Regions from separate parts of the Homo sapiens genome. Here region 2 is linked to region 1. A link is an interaction called in ENCODE POLR2A ChIA-PET data of the cell type or tissue named here. Cell type or tissue: Panc1. All regions are shown on one strand. Each heading gives the region's core, and the rest is flanking DNA. Links, peaks and the distances in the headings are about the cores only.

The links. ChIA-PET counts read pairs that join two places held together with the same protein. Peaks named below come from ENCODE experiments on the same cell type or tissue, not always from the same donor. Only the 100,000 strongest peaks of a DNase experiment are listed, where the experiment ranks them.
Region 2: POLR2A ChIA-PET joins it to region 1 with 11 read pairs; 2 of 35 experiments call an interaction of 5 or more read pairs at or near these places.

What each region holds. Positions count from the first base shown.
Region 1 is chr19:56,174,903-56,180,275 of GRCh38, forward strand. GALP (galanin like peptide) reads left to right here and starts at 1,106. Exons shown (of 6, transcript NM_033106.4): 1 at 1,106-1,160; 2 at 2,168-2,293. The coding sequence starts at 2,207. RefSeq lists enhancers at 241-791, 792-1,342. In Panc1, for the core only: no CTCF peak of the experiment used is centred there; no DNase peak of the experiment used is centred there.
Region 2 is chr19:56,224,144-56,229,516 of GRCh38, forward strand. It overlaps ZSCAN5A (zinc finger and SCAN domain containing 5A), which reads right to left. Exons shown (of 6, transcript NM_001322064.3): 3 at 520-1,030. The coding sequence starts at 903. Among named protein-coding and RNA genes, the nearest start is that of ZSCAN5C, 25 kb to the left of the region's middle. In Panc1, for the core only: no CTCF peak of the experiment used is centred there; no DNase peak of the experiment used is centred there.

The sequences.
Region 1 (5,373 bases), core at 50-5,049:
TTGACTTTCGGGGCTGGGTCCTTCCCATCGGGGAGGCCTTTCCTGAGCACTGTGGGAGGCTGAGCCGCGTCCCTGGCTTCCACCCACGAGATGCCGGGAGTCCCTCCCAAGTCCCAAGTAAAGATGTCTCCAGCCGGGCGCGGTGGCTCACGCCTGTAATCCCAGCACTTTGAGAGGCTGAGGCGGGAAGATCACGAGGTCAGGAGTTCAAGACTAGCCTGGCCAACATAGTAAAACTCCGTCTGTCTCTACTAAAAATACAAAAAATTAGCCGGGCGTGGTGGCGGGCGCCTGTCGTCCCAGCTACTCGGGAGGCTGAGGCAGGAGAATGGCGTGAACCCGGGAGGCACAGCTTGTAGTGAGCCGAGATCACAGCACTGCACTCCAGCCTGGGCGACAGTGCGAGACTCCGTCTCAAAACAAAAACAAAAAAAACGAACAAACAAAACTGTCTCCAGACTTGGTCACATGTCCTGGGGTGAGGCTGGGGCAGCATCGGGGCAGAGTCACTCCTGGTTGAGAGCTTCCGGCCTAGGGACGCAGCCATGAACAAGACACAGTTGACACCCCTCATGGGGTCTCCTTTAGCCAGGGTGGTAGGTGGGGGGCGGGGAGATAGACAGCTCACAAGTAAACAAATAAACAGGGTCTACCGTGCAAGACAGAAGAAATGCAACTCAGTGAGGGAGCTGCGGAGGCTTGGAGGGATTGATGGGGGCAGAGGGGACAGGGCTACGGAGACACCAGTGGCAGGTGGAGACAACCAAGGAAGACACAGGTCAAGGCCCAGACGCAGATAAGAGGGAGGGAGGGAGCCCTCGAATAGCTGCAAAGTCTGGAACAGGACAGCTGGAAGATAAAGGGGCACAGAAGGAGGGGGAAGGGCAGGGTCTACCAGGGGAAACCAAGGCACAGCAGCATTTCCCGCGATGAAGTGTGTGTTTTGACCTCACAGACCAGCGTTTGAAAGCCCCTGGAGTGGATGACTGTTCCCCCACCTCCATCCTCTTCACTCCCTCTCCCTTCTTCTAATCCCCTCCCTTTCCCCCCTCCCTTCTATTGTCTCCTCAGAAGGCATAAAAGCTCAGGGGGCGTGAAAGAGTCCAGGCGCTGGAGCGAGGAGCCAGAGAGAGCTGCGGAGAGCTGCCAGCTGCAGCGGGGTGAGAGCCTAGGCCAGGAGGGCAGAGGGGCGGATCCCAGCTGCACCGGGGTGAGAGCCTAGGCCAGGAGGGCACAGGGTCGGCTGCCAGCTGCAGCGGGGTGAGAGCCTAGGCCAGGAGGGCAGAGGGGCGGATGCCAGCTGCAGCGGGGTGAGAGCCTAGGCCAGGAGGGCACAGGGGCGGATGCCAGCTGCAGCGGGGTGAGAGCCTAGGCCAGGAGGGCAGAGGGGCGGATCCCAGCTGCACCGGGGTGAGAGCCTAGGCCAGGAGGGCAGAGGGGCGGATCCCAGCTGCACCGGGGTGAGAGCCTAGGCCAGGAGGGCAGAGGGGCGGATCCCAGCTGCACCGGGGTGAGAGCCTAGGCCAGGAGGGCAGAGGGGCGGATGCCAGCTGCAGCGGGGTGAGAGCCTAGGCCAGGAGGGCAGAGGGGCGGATCCCAGCTGCACGGGGGTGAGAGCCTAGGCCAGGAGGGCAGAGGGGCGGATGCCAGCTGCAGCGGGGTGAGAGCCTAGGCCAGGAGGGCAGAGGGGTGGATGCCAGCTGCACCGGGGTGAGAGCCTAGGCCAGGAGGGCAGAGGGGTGGATCCAAGCTGCACTGGGGTGAGAGCCTAGGCCAGGAGGGCAGAGGGGTGGAGGGAGTGAGGGGCTCCTGGGAGAGTGATGGGGGGCTTGAAGGGATGGGGATAACAGGAGAAACCCCAGCATTGGTGGCAGGGAAAAGGTGAGGGGCAGGTAAGGGGACGGAAAGGTTTGAAGATGGAGTGGTGGAGGCAGTGGGGCAGAAGGCATGGGCGCTGGGGGACCAGGTCGGCCTGATCCGATGATGGGGGAAGGAGAGGCTTAATTGCTTGCACACGTCCAAACTCCTCAAGATGTGTACATTAAATGTGCGCCATTTTTGTATCTCGATGATGCCTCCATAAAGCTAAAAAATAAATTCCTCTGTCCTTATCGGAAATGCACCTGGCCCCCGCTTCGGAAAATGACTGGCCGCTCTCTCCTTGCAGCGTGTTCCGCAGCTGTAGGCACCTGTCGTCCTGCCTTCGATGGCTCCTCCCTCCGTCCCCCTGGTCCTCCTCCTCGTCCTCTTGCTGAGCCTGGCAGAGACTCCAGCATCCGCACCTGCCCACCGGGTAACGCCTCCCTAAGTTCCTCGGAAACAACAGTGTCCCCAAATCCCTGCCCTCTGGGAAGAGTTTTTAAAAATGCTTCTGGCTTGTGTCAAGGGTCCTGGGGAAGAAGCTCAAATCCTGAAAATATGAGAAGAAATATTGCGTGTCTCTACTAAAAACACAAAAATTAGCCGGGCATGGTGGCACGTGCCTGTAGTCCCAGCTACTCAGGAGGCTGAGGCAGGAGAATCGCTTGAACCTGGCAGGCGGAGGTTGCAGCGAGCCGAGATTGTGCCACTGCACTCCAGCCTGGGTGACAGAGCGAGACTCCATCTCAAAAAAAAAAAAAAAAAAGAAGAAATGGGGTTTCACCATGTTGGCTAGGCTGGTCTTGAACTCCTGACCTCCTGGCTTCAAGTGATCCACCCGCCTTGGCCTCCCAAAGTACTGGGATCACAGGTGTCAGCCACGGCACCCAGTCTGGGACGACACTTTGAAAACCTTTGATCACACACCTCCACAGCATGGGCTGTAGAGGCTGGGTTGAGTTTGAAATCCGGGATCTGCGACTTTCTAGCTGTGTGACTTCAGTCACATTGCCTAACCTCTCTGGTCTCTGAGTGGATCTTCTTTGTCCAATTCCAGCACTGTGAGAGTTAACAGTTAACTCGGATGGCAGGCAGCTCTCATTATTTAGCCAAGAGGATTAAATAATTAAGAGATGTTGGTCCAGGGATACACAGTTTCAGTTAGACAGGGGAAATAAACTAGATCTCTGGTACAGCATGGTGGCTGTTGTTCATAACAATGTGTTGTATACTTGAAAATTGCTAAGAGAGTAGATGGATGTTAGGTGTTCTCACCACAAAAAAGCTAAGCACATGACGTAATGTAGAGGGTAATTACCTTGATGGAGTCACTCCGCAGTGTAGCCGTATTTCCACACGTGTTGTGCACCACGCCTGCATTTAAAATGCAGTTTTTTTCTAACAAAAAAAAAAAAAAGAGGCCAGTCCCAGTGGCTCACTCCTGTAATCCCAGTACTTTGAGAGGCCAAGATTAGAGAATTGCTTGAGCTCAGGAGTTCGAGACCAGCCTGGGCAACATAGTGAGAACCTCCATCTCTTAAAAAAAAAAAATTAACTAGGTATGGTCTTGCGTGACTGTAGTCCGAGCTACTTGGGAGGCTGAGGCATGAGAATTGCTTGAACCCAGGAGGCTGAGTTTGCAATGAGCTGAGATGGTGCCAGTGCACTCCAGCCTGGGCGAAAGAGCAATAACCCATCTCAAACAAAAACAAAAACAAGAAAAGAAAAGAAAAAGAAAAGAAATGCTAACAACAACAACAAAAAAAAAAAAAAAAAAAAAGAGACGCCGGCTTGGCATTCAGCTGCCCTGAGTTGGGATAGCAGCTCTCCTCCAGGTTCTGGCTTGGTCTTTGGCAAGCTATTTGTTTCTTTGAGCCTCCTTTTTTTCTATATAACTAAGGGATAACGGAATCCATCCTATAGGGATGTTCGAGGAGTTTTGACAAGAGCTAATGGCTGTGGAGGGTTTTCTCAGCGCTTGGCGTTGTGTGAAACCCGTGATGTGAATTAGCTAATTCTACCCCACAATCCTTTGCAGTTGGTTCTATTTTGCTACTTCCCACCTTACACAGTGGAACACTCTGGCTTAAATATTCAGTGCACATCCTCCTTAAGAGTCTGGAATCTACCGGCCGGGCACGGTGGCTCACGCCTGCAATCCCAGCACTTTGGGAGGCCGAGGAGGGCGGATCACCTGAGGTCAGGAGTTTGAGACCAGCTTGGCCAACATGGCGAAACCCCCTGTCTCTATTAAAAATACAAAAATTAGCTGGGCCTTGTGGCAGGTGCCTGTAAGCCCAGCTGCTCAGGAGGCTGAGGCAGGAGAATCGCTTGAATCCAGGAGGCGGAGGTTGCGGTGAGCCAAGATGGCACCACTGCGCTTCAGCCTGGGTGGCAGAGTGAGACGCGAGACTCCATCTCAAAATAAATAAATAAATAAATAAAGAGTCTGGGATCCACCTGGGTTTGAGTCCCAGCTGTTCTTCTTAGTGTGTTGCAATTTGTTGCAATTTGCAGAATCTTTCTGGGCCTCAAGAGCCTCTTTCTTTCTTTTTTTTTTTTTGAGACGGAATTTCGCTCTGTGGCCCAGGCTAGAGTGCAGTGGCGCAATGTCAGCTCACTGCAAGCTCTGCCTCCCAGGTTCACGCCATTCTCGTGCCTCAGCCTCCCGAGTAGCTGGGACTACAGGCACCCGCCACCACGCCCGGCTATTATATATATATATATTTTGTATTTTTAGTAGAGATGGGGTTTCACGTGTTAGCCAGGATGGTCTCGATCTCCTGACCTCGTGATCCGCCAGCCTTGGCCAAGAGCCTCTTTCTAATGAAGCTAATAGCAAGTTTACCTACTAGGGTTGTTGGAGGAAGAGCCTCTCTTTTTTTTTTTTTTTTTCTTTGAGACAGAGTCTCGCTCTGTCACCCAGGCTGGAGTGCAGGGATGAGATCATAGCTCACTGTAGCCTCAAACTCCTGGGCTAAAGTGATCCTCCCACCTACAGGTGTGCGCCACCATGCCTGGCTAATTTTTGTATTTTTTGTTTTGTTTTGTTTTATTGAGACGGAGTCTCACTCTGTTGCCCAGGCTGGAGCGCAGTGGTGCAATCCCCGCTCACTGCAATCTCCACCTCCCAGGTTCAAGCGGTTCTCCTGCCTCAGCCTCCCAAGTAGCTGGGATTATGCCCAGCTAATTTTTTTTATTTTTAGTAGAGACGAGGTTGGCCAGGCTGGTCTTGAACTCCTGACCTCAGGTGATCCGCCCACCTCAGCCTCCCAAAGTGCTGAGATTACAGGCGAGAGCCACCACGCCCGGCCTAATTTTTGTATTTTTTGTAGAGGCGAGATTTCGCCATGTTGGCCAGGCTGGCCTTGAACTCCTGTTCTCAAGCCATCCTTCTGCTTCGGCCTCCCCAAATGCTGGGATTACAGCATGAGCACCACCCCCAGGCTTAACATATCTTTAAAGTGTGCAACACCGTATTGCTGGCTGTGGGCACGATGTTGTGCCATAGAG
Region 2 (5,373 bases), core at 186-5,185, 49 kb after region 1:
GCAGCTCACCTTGTATTAGAACTTAGGGGCTCATTTGGGGACCTGGGGGCAGATCCCTGCATCTGATACCAACCACTTTCCCTGCTTCAGGATGGGACTCCTGGGCCCCCCTTCAGTTCACTCTAATGCCTCCTTCCCTACATTCCATCAGGCCTAATATTTCACCAATGTCTTTCTTTCATGTTGGCCTCACACAGTGTGTGGGTCCCTGTACCCCCTCTGCCTGTCCATCTCCTACACCAGGAACTTGCCGTCTCAGCACAGCTGATATTGGAATCTGGATGATTATTTGTCATGATGGGTTGTCCTGAGCGTTAGAGAACGCTTAGCAGCGTCTCCTGTCCTCCCTGACAACAAAAACTGTCCCCAGACACTGCCATGTGTCCCCGACGGGCAAACTCTCCTCTACTTGGAAGCCCTGACCTAGAGCAGCCCCTCGGGTCCTCTCGAGTCCAGCTGCACCGTGCAGCCCCCATCCCAGCTCCCCTTCCCTGCACCAATCACGAGGGTCCCACTCACCCATTTCTTGGGTCTTCTGTTATTTCGTAGCAGGTCCTCCAGGTCTTTGCAGCTCTGCACACCGTTCATCATGACTAAGACCTGGAGCTCCTGGGGCATGGAGATCATGAACTGCTCCATCACCAGCATGTCCAGGATCTGCTCTTTGGTGTGGAGGTCGGGCCTCAGCCACAGATGGCACAGCTCAGTGAGTTTCCTCAGAGCCTGGATGGGGTCCGACTCCTTCGGGCAGCTGAACATCCTGAAGTTCACGTGAGAAATCTCAGGGTCCACGTCGTGATTTCCAAGTTGAGTTTCTGAGGATGCCATAGACCGTGGCAGCTCCAACCCAGGTCTGTTGCAGGATTCTCCTAGACTCCATGAGGATGTGCAATTTGCAGCCATATCTAGTGGAGAATTTTTTAATCAGTCTCTGAGAAAGCTCTTCCAGTAGCTGGTATCTAATTGATACCTATCTACACAGGCTTCCTCTGGTTTTCCTCAGTAATAGATTCACTGTTCATTCAGAAGTCTGGGGGGGAAAAGTATGAGCCTCATTAGTTTAAGTTACTACTCCATCCATCCCTCCCTTCGAAATCCCTCATCCTGGATGCCACTTCTTCAGCAGCATCGAATTCAGCACAGTGGAAATCTTCCAGTGTCTATACCTGACTACATACTCTGGTTTAAAATCTTAATGACCCCTGGATTCTGATCTCTAGGAAATCACTGTGCAGAGGCTGAATCAGTTTTCCTGTCAATTGGAACAACATTGTTCTTGACTATAAATTAAATAAGATAGTTAGGTGAAGCTCTGAAAATGTGATGCAACAATAAAGTAAGCCCTTTATGTTTCCCCATCAGGACAAGATCCAAGGCAAAGCCCTTAGTCATAATTATGCAAAAGGATAGAGAAAAAGAGTTAGAATGTAATATTTTCCCCAACACATATTCTTGTTAACTCCAGAACATTTACTTGCTCCAGGGAAGGGACAGCATTAAAGGATCCTATGAGGATTAAGCACCTACACAGATATTTTGTTATTTTGGTAAAATGTACATTCATAAATTTCATCATTTTTTACTCTCTTCAAGTTCACGATTTTATGGGACTAAGACATGCACCATGTTGTACAACCATTACCACTGTTTACTTCCAGAATTATCTCATCAACCCAAAAGCAACCCCATCCCCATCAGTGATCACCCCCTGCCCACCCACCCCAGCCCCTAGCAATCACTAATCTACCTTCTGTCTCTAAGGGTTTCTGTATTCCTAATCTCATCTCAGAAAATGGATTTAAAGTCTAGTGCTCTTTGATATTTTAAAGAAGTGGGTTGATACAATAATAAGATTTTTAAAAATTAATTCCTAAACCTAGCTTCATTAGGCAGGAGCCACTGAGTGATACTCTCCAGGCATCAATTATCGTCCAAGTTCAACAGCTATGAGAACACAGCCCTGCTTTCCTAGACACAGGTGGGGGAAGCAACCTGAAGGTCTGCAGAGGGGAGAAAAAACTGGCAGAAGGGTCTTGGGAAAAGTCACTGGTAGCCTGGAGGGCGAGTGCCCCACACTTCCTGGAAGGACTTTGAGCAAGTGCAGAACAGAGAGACAGCCAGGGAGACAATCGGCAGAGGCGGGAGACAACCCAGAGGAGGAGACAATATTTACACACCACACATCTCACGGGGCTCCTGTGCAAAACATAAGCAACTCAAACTCCTCCAGAGCGAGAAAACACATAACCCACTAGAAGGGCTTAAGGCGCCTGTGTGGACATCTCAGATGAAGACATGTGAATGGCCAGCAGGTCTAGGAAAAGGTGCTCATTATCACTCATCATCAGGGACATGCAAATCCAAACCACAAGGCACCCCTCACGCCTGCTAGAGTGGCTGTTCCCAAAAAGACACATGGAACGAGTGTTGGTGAGGATTTGGGGGAAAGGGGTCCTCTGCGCCCTGTGCTGGGATGTAAATTAGAGCAGCCGATATGGGAGACAGTATAGAAGCTCCTCAGAAAATTGAAAGTCCAACAACTGCATGATCCGGCAATCCCGCTCCGGGGCAGGTACACAGAGGAAAGGAAATCAGGACGTGGACTCCAAAACAGTGAAACTCTGGAGGGATAGAGGGAGGGAGGGTTGAAAAACTACCTATTGGGTACTATCCTCATATCCTGGGTGATGGGTAGAGTCATACCTCACACCTCAGCATCACTCAATATACTCATGCAACAAATCTGCACAGGTACCCACTGAATCTAAAACACAAGTTCAAATTACAAAAAAAAATTTAAAAAGAAGTAAATAACATAAATAATAATTAAAAACCCAGTGGAACTCATAGTAGTAGTGAGTAGAATAGTTACCAGGGCTGGGGTAGGGGTTGGGAAGATATAGGTCAAAGAGTACAAATTTCAATTGAAGAAATCAATTCAAAAGAGCAATTGTCCAACATGGTGACTTCAGTTCATAACAATGTATTGTATACTTGGAAACTGCTTAAAAAAAATTAGATTTCAAGTATTCTCAAAACCAAAAATGGTTAGTACATGAGGTAGGGCATATGAATATTAGCTCAATTTAGCCATTTAACAATGTTTGTAATACTACAAAGCATATTATGCTATATGCCATAAATATATACAATTTTTAGTTTTCAATTAGAAGCAAATTAATTTTTATTGAAAAAGCACACAGATATGATAGAGAAAAGGGAGCCTGAAATTCTGGAATTAAAAGTGGTTTTGCCAGAGGGCGCCTGCTGCTGCTCAGGAGGCAGAGGCGGAGGTGGGAGGATCACTTGAGCCCAAGTGTTTGATAACAGCCTGGGCAACATAGTGAGATCCTGTCTCTAAAAAAGAAAGTGGTTTCATGTTCCTAGAAATCACTTTGTATTTGATCTTAGTTCATTCCCCGTTAAAGTAAGAAACAAGACACAGGAAAAAATAAAGGCAGACACAGGAGTTAGTATTCAATTCTGGGAGTATATACCACACGGGTCACCCAGGTAGGGACACTTAGCTCAGATTCTCATTGGCCTAGTAGGTTGATGCTCATTCATCAATGATTTGATTTCACCCTGTGCAAAGGGAAAATCCAGCAATGCTTTTTAAAAAGGGTGTGTGGCAGGCAAAGTGGCTCAGGCCTGTAATTCTAACAGGTTGGAAGACCGACATGGGAACATGCTAGAGCCCAGGAGTTCAGGACCAGCCTGAGCAATATACCGAGACCCCATCTCTGCAAAAAAAAAATTAAAAATTTATCCAGTCGTTGTGGCATATGCCTGTAGTCCCAGCTACTCGGGAGGCGGAGGCGGGCGGATCGCTTGAGCCCAGGAATTCCAGGCTAGTCTGGAATTCAAGCGAGACCCTGTCTCTAAAATAAAATAAAATATAACCTAAGCTTGATGAGAAAGTTAGTATTATTCCTAGTTTACAGAAGCGTTACATAACGAGTCAGAGTTAATCATGGGGTGCAAAGGAGACCCGCTGCCTTCACAAAGTCTCCGAGAAAACGCACGAAAAAATAAACCCAAACTTTCTGAAACCAACCCCCGACATGCCAGCTCCTAAACCCGACAGACATCCCCGCTGGACACTCACCTCCTTCCCGGCTTCTGCCTCCGACCTTCTCGGTCTGGGATGCGCTCTCCAACCGGCCTGGAGCTGAACTGCGTCTATTTATGGAGAAGCGGGACTCCAGGCCGCGTTTCCGGTTCCCTGCGCCGCCCCGTGATTGGTTTAGGGCCATAGAGTCCATTTTACGTAATCGGCGTTGATTATGGTTCCCACTGAAACCCCACCCACAGGAAATTAATGTACTAAACATGCCTACTGTGCAAATATTTCCCGCTCTACTGAGTTGTCATACTGCTGAAGTATTTGGTGGCCTCAGAAAATATAGATTTGCGAGTTTTAACCATTTTGGGTCCCCTCATGCCACAGACAGTAATATCCTAACAAGTAAAGAACATGTTAAGAGCTGGTGGATTAGTATCAAACCAGTGATTTGATCTAGTTTGAGCAAAGCTCTCACATATGAATGTCAAGATACTGAAAAAAAGAGACAGTCTTTGTTGATACATAATGAATATTGGTGATAATTTTTTACTGAAAAAAAGAGACAGTCTTTGTTGATACATAATGAATATTGGTGATAATTTTTTATTTTTTAAAAAGAATATTGGAGTTGACATGGGAAAGCTTTGTTTGAACTAGACTAAATCAGTGGTTTGATATCAGCCAACCTACCCTTATATAAAAACAGTGGGAACCAGAGAAAGGCACATGGTCCCCACTCTGCATTCATTCCAGGACGGTGATAGGGTGGTTTATAGATACACTGAGGGTCCTACGGGGTTCCCTAGTTCTCAGCCCCCCTCAGTTAGGGCTCTCAAGCACGAAAAGCCTTAACGGTGGGTGTGAATTTTACTGTGTGGATCATGGAGTTAATGTGGAATGATAATTAAGTGCTAGGCAGGATTAGATTACAATTTGGGAAGTTCACACCATCAGTTGGATGACACTAATCCATTCAAGTAGTGACTCATTCATTTTAATTTCAGAGGAAACCTTCTCGTCTAACCTTTAGGACAAATTGGAGGGCTGTTAATTTTACACTGATTCTGGTTTAAATCCTTGGAAAATCTTAAGCCGCTTCACTCTGGGAACTTCAAACTTCTTGGGAGTAGAACTTTCCTGATGTGTTGTTTTGAAGATGAAGTAAGACTATGTCAGTAAAGTGCTCAATACAAGGTTCATTTTGCCAAGAAATTGTAACAATTATTTTCTGAGGCATGTTCTCATACTTTGTTACATTTTTTCTTGTTTACCACTGAGGTGTTGACTCTAACTCAACTCTAACAAAT